Linked DNA regions of Homo sapiens: region 1 is linked to region 2. The links are chromatin loops, found by intact Hi-C in ENCODE. Cell type or tissue: endothelial cell of umbilical vein. All regions are shown on one strand. Links, peaks and the distances in the headings refer to the core of each region. The heading gives the core; the rest is flanking DNA. Region 1 overlaps MAD2L1-DT (MAD2L1 divergent transcript). Region 2 overlaps PRDM5 (PR/SET domain 5).

The links. A loop is a pair of places that touch in the nucleus more often than their neighbours do. Peaks named below come from ENCODE experiments on the same cell type or tissue, not always from the same donor. Only the 100,000 strongest peaks of a DNase experiment are listed, where the experiment ranks them.
Region 1: it touches region 2 in a loop (6-fold over the local background); 5 of 110 quality-filtered maps call a loop at or near these places.

The regions. Positions count from the first base shown.
Region 1 is chr4:120,150,562-120,154,972 of GRCh38, reverse strand. It overlaps MAD2L1-DT (MAD2L1 divergent transcript), which reads right to left. Exons shown (of 4, transcript NR_187429.1): 3 at 4,352-4,411. Among named protein-coding and RNA genes, the nearest start is that of MAD2L1-DT, 86 kb to the right of the region's middle. In endothelial cell of umbilical vein, for the core only: no CTCF peak of the experiment used is centred there; no DNase peak of the experiment used is centred there.
Region 2 is chr4:120,813,654-120,818,064 of GRCh38, reverse strand. PRDM5 (PR/SET domain 5) reads left to right here. Exons shown (of 16, transcript NM_018699.4): 6 at 1,141-1,233; 7 at 1,491-1,612. Among named protein-coding and RNA genes, the nearest start is that of PRDM5, 110 kb to the left of the region's middle. In endothelial cell of umbilical vein, for the core only: no CTCF peak of the experiment used is centred there; a DNase peak (open chromatin) is centred at 2,504.

The sequences.
Region 1 (4,411 bases), core at 334-4,333, 660 kb after region 2:
CAAAACACAGCTCGAGATATATTATTGTTAATTCCATTTTGGAGAAGGAAACACCGTAGCATAAGAAGTGTAATAACCTGCCCAATATTACAGAACTAGGCGTGGAGAAGCTGATCTACACAAACAGGCAGTGGGCATCAAAGCCTAAGCTCTTAACCTCTATGTGAGTTGTTCTTAAGGTGTGTTCCAAGGGCCTGATTCTCTAATGCACGGAACCTATCAACCATGTGTCTATTTTCATAACAAACTAAAGCTGAAACAATGAACCAAAAAACAGATGATTTCAAAGGAAAATATAAAGCATTTGCCTATATGGATAAGCCCAAGAGGGCACATACTGTCAGAGTAGAGACTAAACTGCCTTAAAACACCTACCACCAATATGTCTTATCACGTTTACATTTTATCTAATTTACATTTTTTCCAGGGGGTGCCTGAGATATTTTCAGGGGGTCTGCAAACTCAAAACCATATTCATCATAATATTCAGAAGTTATTTTCTTTTTACATTTTCCTTCTTTCACAAATACATAGTGGAGTTTTTCCAAAGGCTATGTGATGAACTGGATACAGAAATAGGTACGAGGATCCAGCTATATTCTGTTAAGCAAAATACTGAAGAGAGTTGAAAAAAAAAAGTGCCACTTTCCTCACAAGTATTTTAAGAAAATGTATTTATTTATTTATGATTTTTTTGAGACAGGGTCTCAATCTGTCACCCAGGCTGGAGTGCAGTGGTATGATCTTGGCTCGCTGCAACCTCCACCTCCCAGGTTCAAGTGATTCTCCTGCCTCAGCCTCTTGAGTAGCTGGGATTACAGGCACCCGTCACCACACCTGACTAAATTTTTGTATTTTTAGTAGAGACGGGTTTCACCATGTTGGCCAGATTGGTCTCTAACTCCTGACCTCAAGTGATCTGCCCTGCCTCAGCCTCTCAAAAATGCTGTGATTACAGGTGTGAGCCATTGTGCCCAGACTAAGAAAATGTTTAATTTTGATGAAATTATGCACTCATGTTAACATATAATGAGTTTATTACTGTTGATTTAAATTAATTATTATTTTAAATATATAAAATACTCTAAATAAATTAATAGTTCTTGGTTTTAATTTCTAAAAGAGTAAATACCTATAGATACAACCTACTTAAACAAAAGCTTCTTGGAGGCCTCAAAATTTATTTATTATTTATTTTTAAATTGACTTTCTCTTATTAAGAGCTTTTTTTTTTTTGTGAGATAGGGTCTTGCTCTGTCACTTAAGCTGGAGTGCAGTGGCGCTATCTCTGCTCACCGTAGCCTCCATCTCCCAGGTTCCAGGGATTCTCCTGCCTCAGGCCAAGTAGCTGGGACTACAGGCACACTCCACCATGCCCAGCTAATTTTTGTATATTTAGTAGAGATGGGGTTTCGCCATGTTGTCCAGGCTGGTCTCGAACTCCTGGACTCAAGCAATCCTTCTGTCTCAGCCTCCCAAAGTGCTGAGATTACAGGCATGAGCCACTGCACCAGCCTAATAGAGTAAATATCTATAGATATAACCTGCTTAACTAAAAGCTCCTTGGAGGGCTCAATAATTTTTAAAAGTGTAAAGGATTCCTGAGACCAAAATATTTGAAACCCCTTACACAAGACTTGTGTATAGTGGGTACACTACAATTTGAGTGCTGTTTTCACATTCACATCAGCTTGCAATTCTTACAATACAAAGAGTGCCTCAATAATAACTGGACTCCATGGACCTTTGGGCATACTTATTCAATATCAACATCTCAAATGTTAAAAATCACAACTTCCTAAGTCCATTCTAGTTCAGGCTGAAGCTCAATTATGTATAAGTCACACAAATGAGTTGAAAAAAATAAGGTTGCAATTGTAGGTTGGATTGTATCACTTAAGGTTTTGGATGCCAGGCTAAGGATGTATTTGTCCACGCTGTAGAAAGTCAATTAAGATTCTGAATATGAAATAGTGGGAAACAGAATTTGAAAGAAGTGTGTAAAATCAAGTGGAGATACAAATATTGAGGGCAGAGGAGAAAGGAGAAACACAAGTTCTAATGTAATAAAAATTACTACAAGAAAGAATGTATGTTTTATTTTTTAAAAATTAAAGACATTTGAAAAAAGGAAAAGAAATTATTTTTAAATGCTGTAAGTATATAAAGAGTATTCTGTGCAAAGCATAACTTACTTTCTGTTGTAATGCATGAGTTCTTTTATGAAGAAATGAACTTAAATTTTGGTCAAGTAACTTGGTTAAATTATAAGTTAAATTGTTGATCAATGAAGATGATTATACATTGGAATAGATCATAAACAGACAACAACATCTCTCTCTGAAGATATTATAAAGATTAGTAGTCCATATGATTATAAGCTACAGCAGATCTCTAATCGAGGCAGTACAATGAAAAGTACAGTGAAACACAGCTGAGAAGATCTGAATTCTGGTCTGATTATGACATACATTAACTTTTTCATCAGTAACATAGACATATTCTGGGTATCTTTTTTCATATCTTATATGTTCTTTATAAGGGCCATCTTGTACATGAAGGTACATGTTGAATATAAAATACTATTCACCAATTGATAACTTATGATGATGAGATCTGTGACAACTAAAAAGCCTATCTATTACTATGACTTTAGGAAAATCTAGAATTCATTCTTCTTTTACTCATATGTTTTATTCCAGGGACTGAGAAAATAGCAGTGAGTAAACAGATAGGATATTTGATGCTCTCAAACTAACAACAGAAACACAAGTTTTTAATAAAAATACTTGGGTTTATACTGGAAATCAATGTTCCCAGATCTTATAACAAATATAAGTATAAAAGTTATACAAGGTCCTGCTAAATGATATTTTCTTGATTTTTTTGGTGATTTTGTAAAAAGTTCAGCAAAAGGATAATTCAGAAATGTCGAAGTTGCAGAAGTTTGCAATTTGTTGATGGTTATGTTCCAAAAGGTACAGTATGTATCCTGAATGTTATCCAGACAAAAATCACAAAAGAATTCATTAAAAATAAACAAAATCAAATAAAGTTGGTAATTTAATCAAGTTTTGTGGTTTGCTTTCCTAAAATTGACTCAAATATGTTAAAAGATAATCCCCTGTGAGAGGATTTCCTAGATTTGCATTCTATCCTGTAATGAAAAGAGGTAAGTATATTGTATACACAGACATAAACAAAACCTCTGCTTATACACAAATACATATGCTATATATACATGTTTTTAAAGAGAGGGATTTATTTAGGTGAAATATATTATAGTCTTTTGAAAAATGCCTTTAAAATTTTTCTTTCCCCATAATGAAATACAGTAGAAAAAAAGATAATTTTACAAGAGTGTTTCATTGTTGCCATCTTTATATTTGAATAGAAACAAAAAGTTAATCTTATGACAAGCCAGGCTTTGATAAGCAACTCTTTGCATTCTCACAGCACATGTAGCAATAGATAATAAGATTGCCACAATTCAGTTGAGTAAGCACATCAATTGACAGTGAGATCAATAACAGATATTAATAAGCTTTTCCCCAAATACACACCACACACAACCACACACATACACACAGAGCTATTCCACAAAGCTTTAAACTTAAGTCATTTGAGATCAATTCCCTAATAATCAACTACTTTGCAAAAGAGGAAGGGAAAACTATTGGCTTAAGTTGGTAACTTTGTGACAGTAGTCCAATGGCAGGTATATGTCACATTACACACACCAAGAAAGGAAACCTACTTGTTTCCTCAGGTGCCAAAGATGGAAAGATAAAGTTGCATATTGAATGTTCACGGTGATGTTAATAACATTTTAATATTATTAGACATAGACAATGTTTATATCATATTTTAATATTATTAAACATGTACAATGTTTATATCATAATATTTTAATGTTATTAAACATAGACAATGTTTACAACAGCAGACTTTAGGAAAAGTATTCAAACCTTGTTTACATTTGGGAAAGTGTCTCCAGCTACATATTCATAACAGGTCTTCAGGGGAAAAATATAAGACTGGTTTAGAAAAGCTCTATATACTCCAGAGATTTTCTTTGAAAAATCAGCAATTATTAAAATTATTATTTTATAATATTCACCTTCTCAAGCATGTTTCTATTATATATAATAAATTTACAGATCAAATTTAAATTCTCCAAACTAAGATTTTAAAATTTTTAAATTTTAAAAACTTCATTGAAAATAAAAAATGCACAGTTTGAAAGTGATATCTGAAATCTTCACCAAAAAACTTAAAGACATTATTGACCTTCACTGAAAAAATGAAGTAAATAACATATATGGCCATATTCAATAAATTGAGAATTTACCTCTTAATGATAGAGAAGAAACCGTTCAAAGCAGATGAAACCATTGAACCATTGCCAATA
Region 2 (4,411 bases), core at 254-4,253:
TACTGGTTTAATCTGAAATTCAGATATGCCTACTTTAGTTACTCCTTTGAGGTAACAGACTTTTAGTTGTCTACGTTTTATATTCCTTCTGGAATCTGTTTAAAAAAAAGTTTAAGAAATGGGGAGTTCAAAGTATAAAGAATTCCTGGACATTTTGGGAAGCACTGTTTATTTGAGAGCAACTTTGGAGGAATAATTTAAAGATGCATAGGTCCCAGTTATAACAATATGATTAATTAGATGATCCCACACATAGCTCTGTACCCTTTTTTATTTTAACAATTTATATTAACAACATAAAATTATCTTTATTTAAATATTTTACAGGATCAGAAATTGTTAAAAGTGAGAAAGTAGGTATATGCATTTGTAAAGTTTTATTTTTTTACTCATTAAAGTTTGTAATTTTAATCAGATAATTGAATTTAAGTAATTTAAAAGCATATTTACATATTGGATGCAACTGTAGACTCTCATTGTGTTGAAGCCAATTACTTCCAATATGAAAGTAATGTAAATTGTCCCATCTCATCAACATATCTCTTCTCTTATGTGCTCCCATCCTGCCATTTACTTTCTTTCTCCAACCTTAGCTTCTCATTTTAACAGAATGTTACCTTACTTATGAGCAAGAAATCTTTAACATAGGCTTTAATGTTACATTTTTACATTTTTGTGTTTCATTGAACTAAAATTCTGAAATATGCTACATTTCATACTAAGACTGTATGAATATTATTATATGCATCAACTTTTGCTTATAAAAATTGAGATGAAAATTGTGCTTAAAACTTAATAAATGTTCAGAATATCAAAACTTTTATAATAGCAGGATACTACATATTTAGAAATTCTATTGTACTTCCTTAAAAAACAAGCAAGGACTATATGCTTTTAAATAAATAGATGTTAAGTTGCATTCTGGTTAGCTTTTATTGCATTTAGTATTATATATTTATACAAAAGACACTGCTGAGCAAGAGCTTATAGTTAAGGTACTGCTAAAAATTTAAAAAGGCAAAAGACAATGAAAAAAGGGATCACGAACATGACTTTATTCAGAGTTAGTGTAGTTTCATTTTTGTCTTAGAGTTCCAGTTTTTGTTTTCTTTTCTTTCTCTTTTTCCTATTTCCCTTTAGTGTTCTTCAGTGCACAGCGAAAAGCAGTCTAAAGGAGTCTTCGCGAAGTTTTCAGTGCTCTGTTTGCAATTCTTCCTTCAGTTCAGCATCGAGGTTTTGTGTCTGAGTTATGAAATGGCTGTTATATAATTGTGGGTCATTTTTTGCATGCATACTTTCATGCTTCTTAGTAATTCAGTTTCACATACCTACAGAATTTAAATGCTTTTCTTCTTACCTGCATAGGTAATGCATGGAATGACCCCGAAACTCTACTAGGGAGCATGTATTACAAAATCTTGCTGATGTTTGAGTTTTGTAGGTATGTCTTCACCATTTCTTCCTGTTCCGCTTTGCTGGTTGTCTTGTAGTTTTGAGCAGCACCAGGAGACTTGCCGGGGGGATGCCAGGTTTGTGTGCAAGGCTGACAGCTGTGGAAAGAGGCTGAAGAGCAAGGATGCCCTGAAAAGACACCAGGAAAATGTCCACACTGGTGAGGAGTCGTTGGAGGGTCGTTTCCGAAGGGGCTTCCTTTCCCCAGGCTGCAGCGATCTGTTTTTAATTCTCGCTCTTGAGGAGAGAGCTGGCTTTTCCATTGTGTTTCACACAGATGTGGAGCGCTGGCAGTGGATTTTTTTCTTTCACTGAACACTATTTCTTTCTCAGGTTGAATTTAGCAGCATTTGTTCTTTTTCCCATTCCTGAATTAATTATAACTGTAAGCCTTAGTTAAAGTCTAGTTATGTTTGGGTGGTCAGATGCATTAAGAATTAATATTTTTAAGTAACAATTTTAAATGTTTTGGCATGTGACATTTCTTTTATAAATTGTTAAAATTTATCATTATTAAGTGATGTCCTTCTGCCTTATTATTTTTACAGTAAAAATCCAACTTGTGAAAATACAGTTCTCCTAAGTTAGAGAAAATTGCTAACACATTTTGACATTGGAATTGAATATGTATGGATTAACAAAACAAATATTATTTGAATTCCATCTGATAGCTAGCTAAACAATAAAACAAATATAAAATTTGACTGTCTTTTGGGTTTATCTGCTTAGCACATGGTATACTGTCAGTAAATATATTTTGGCTTAGGGATTAAATCTATTGCAGTGAGTTGAACAGATGGCTGTATTGTCTCAGTTAACTTTTTACTTCTTGTCTTTTTACCTCCAAAGACTTCCTCCTTAAAGGAGGTTGAGATTTATGAAACCCTGTGTGTTCTTCTCTTCATATTCTTTGTTCATGTGTTTATTTTTGCCCTTGACTTCTGGGAAATGGGTGGCTATGTGTCTCTGGATGTGGGGGAAAGTGGATTTCTTTTCTCCCTTCAGTTGTTTATTCTTATATTCAGGAGAAGATGATAATCTGCACCCAGCATCTGTATCCTGTATTTGTTCATTGTCCAAAAAGTATTCACTTTAATAATAATACAGTTATAGAGGCTAGCGTGAACAACTGCTAGCTGCGACTTTGCATCATTGGTTTGGGCTGCATATTAAGTGCAACCTATGGTGAAAGCTCTGTGTGGTGGAAGTAGGGCCTTGTGAAATGCACCTCCAGCTTGGTGCCCTTCACTAGGCTTTTACAGTGTTCTGGTTTCTTTCTTTCCTTTTGAAGAATACACAGCTGACTTAGGGAAGATGGATTTTTTTCTGAATTCAGTATACTGGGGTCTTCCCTATGATTGCAAAAGGCAAGCATAACTTTTTGATAGACTTGCCTTCGTAGTTTTTTGATTTTCAATGCTGTTCTAGTTAAAATGCTATTCTTAATTTTCTTCATCTATGTCTGCAATATATTGTAATAGAACTTTCATGTCAGTTTTAAAGCTTAAGTTTGCTGAACTAAGTAAAAAACCAGATGCATACGAAACTCTGGAGACTTGCATTCTTATTACTGGGCATGTTGTCTTCAGGCTGTGCTATAAGCACAATGTCTTTGAGGCTTCTTGTAGTTGGCCTTGCATATTGTAATATTATTAATTCTGGAAATTTATGGTGATTTTGTAGGAAATAATTCATAAAAGGAAATCTTGTTTTATATATATTTTTTAATTTGTGGACCATATAAAGTGTAAAATCTTGCTGTATTTTAGCTAACGGTTACTATGCCATATGTTTTGCTGGGGTTGGTACATGATGTCATTCTCTCATTCACAGTATGTCTCTTGCTTCTCCCCTTTCCTCCATGGGCTGCACAGGCATTGGAGGAAAGAATATTCCCTATTGGAGATAGCAAGCAAAGCAGCTCTCATATACATGGTTGTAGAATCCTTTATTATAGAAAGGCAAAGGCACTCAAAGAAAGAGATCTTTGATGGCAAATGTTTTTTTGTTAAGGTGATATGAATTGAGGATGATGATTAGAGAGAAGCTGAATTTTTCAATATGGATCACATTTTTCCATAGCAACCATAACATGGGTAGGTAGGTTCTCAGACCAGCTCCTAGAAGCATACTTAGCTCACAGCGTGTTGAAAGTTGAGTACTTAAGTGATTGTGTATTCAGTACAGTTGTATTAATTTCCTCACATGGCCTACTGGTATAAGTAATGTGTTCCTAAATGTTTTTGAAAGTTTAAATCTGAAAGTCAAATATCAGATTTACCTAAATAGGAAAGTTAAGACAGTATAACATCTAGTTATGGCTTTGCAGGTGCTGTTATCCATGAGCCTAGGGGAGCTGGTAGAGTGGTGAGGCTCCTCACAGTTACTTAAGAGGGAACAGAGTGAAGGGGCTAAGCTCCTCCGTCACTTCCCATCTTTCCCTTTTGCTTAGATTCCATGGTTGCTGACAAAGAGACTTTGCATTAATGGGAGATAACATTTATCTACATTCTCAGATGAATAGTCATACATTTTTCCTGTGTGTCTTCTCAGAGGAGCTAGGATTCTTCTAGGGTGAAAAAGAGGAGAAGCCATGAAAAGGAGAGAGAAGACTGAAGATTGGGGATGAGGGTTTGATGTATACCCTTTGATACCTGCAGGCAGAGTTGTGGCAGGAGTGCAGGGGTAAAGTGAGAGTGGTGGGTGGAGAAATCTGTTTCTTTCTCTCCTCTCTCCTCCTCGGACCCATCCAGTGGGAAGGAGTAGGGCCTAGTATCAAGGAGTAGTTGCTATGAGGGCTAGGACAGGGCAATAAAGGATTATTGGTGGAAGATGGACCATCCCAACTAGTAGGACCTGGAAAAGAGGGAATATTCTTTCTGAATGGTGCCTCAGGTATGATATGTTTAGGAAATTGATGACCAAATATATGCTATCAGATATTCATTTTGCCTGGGAG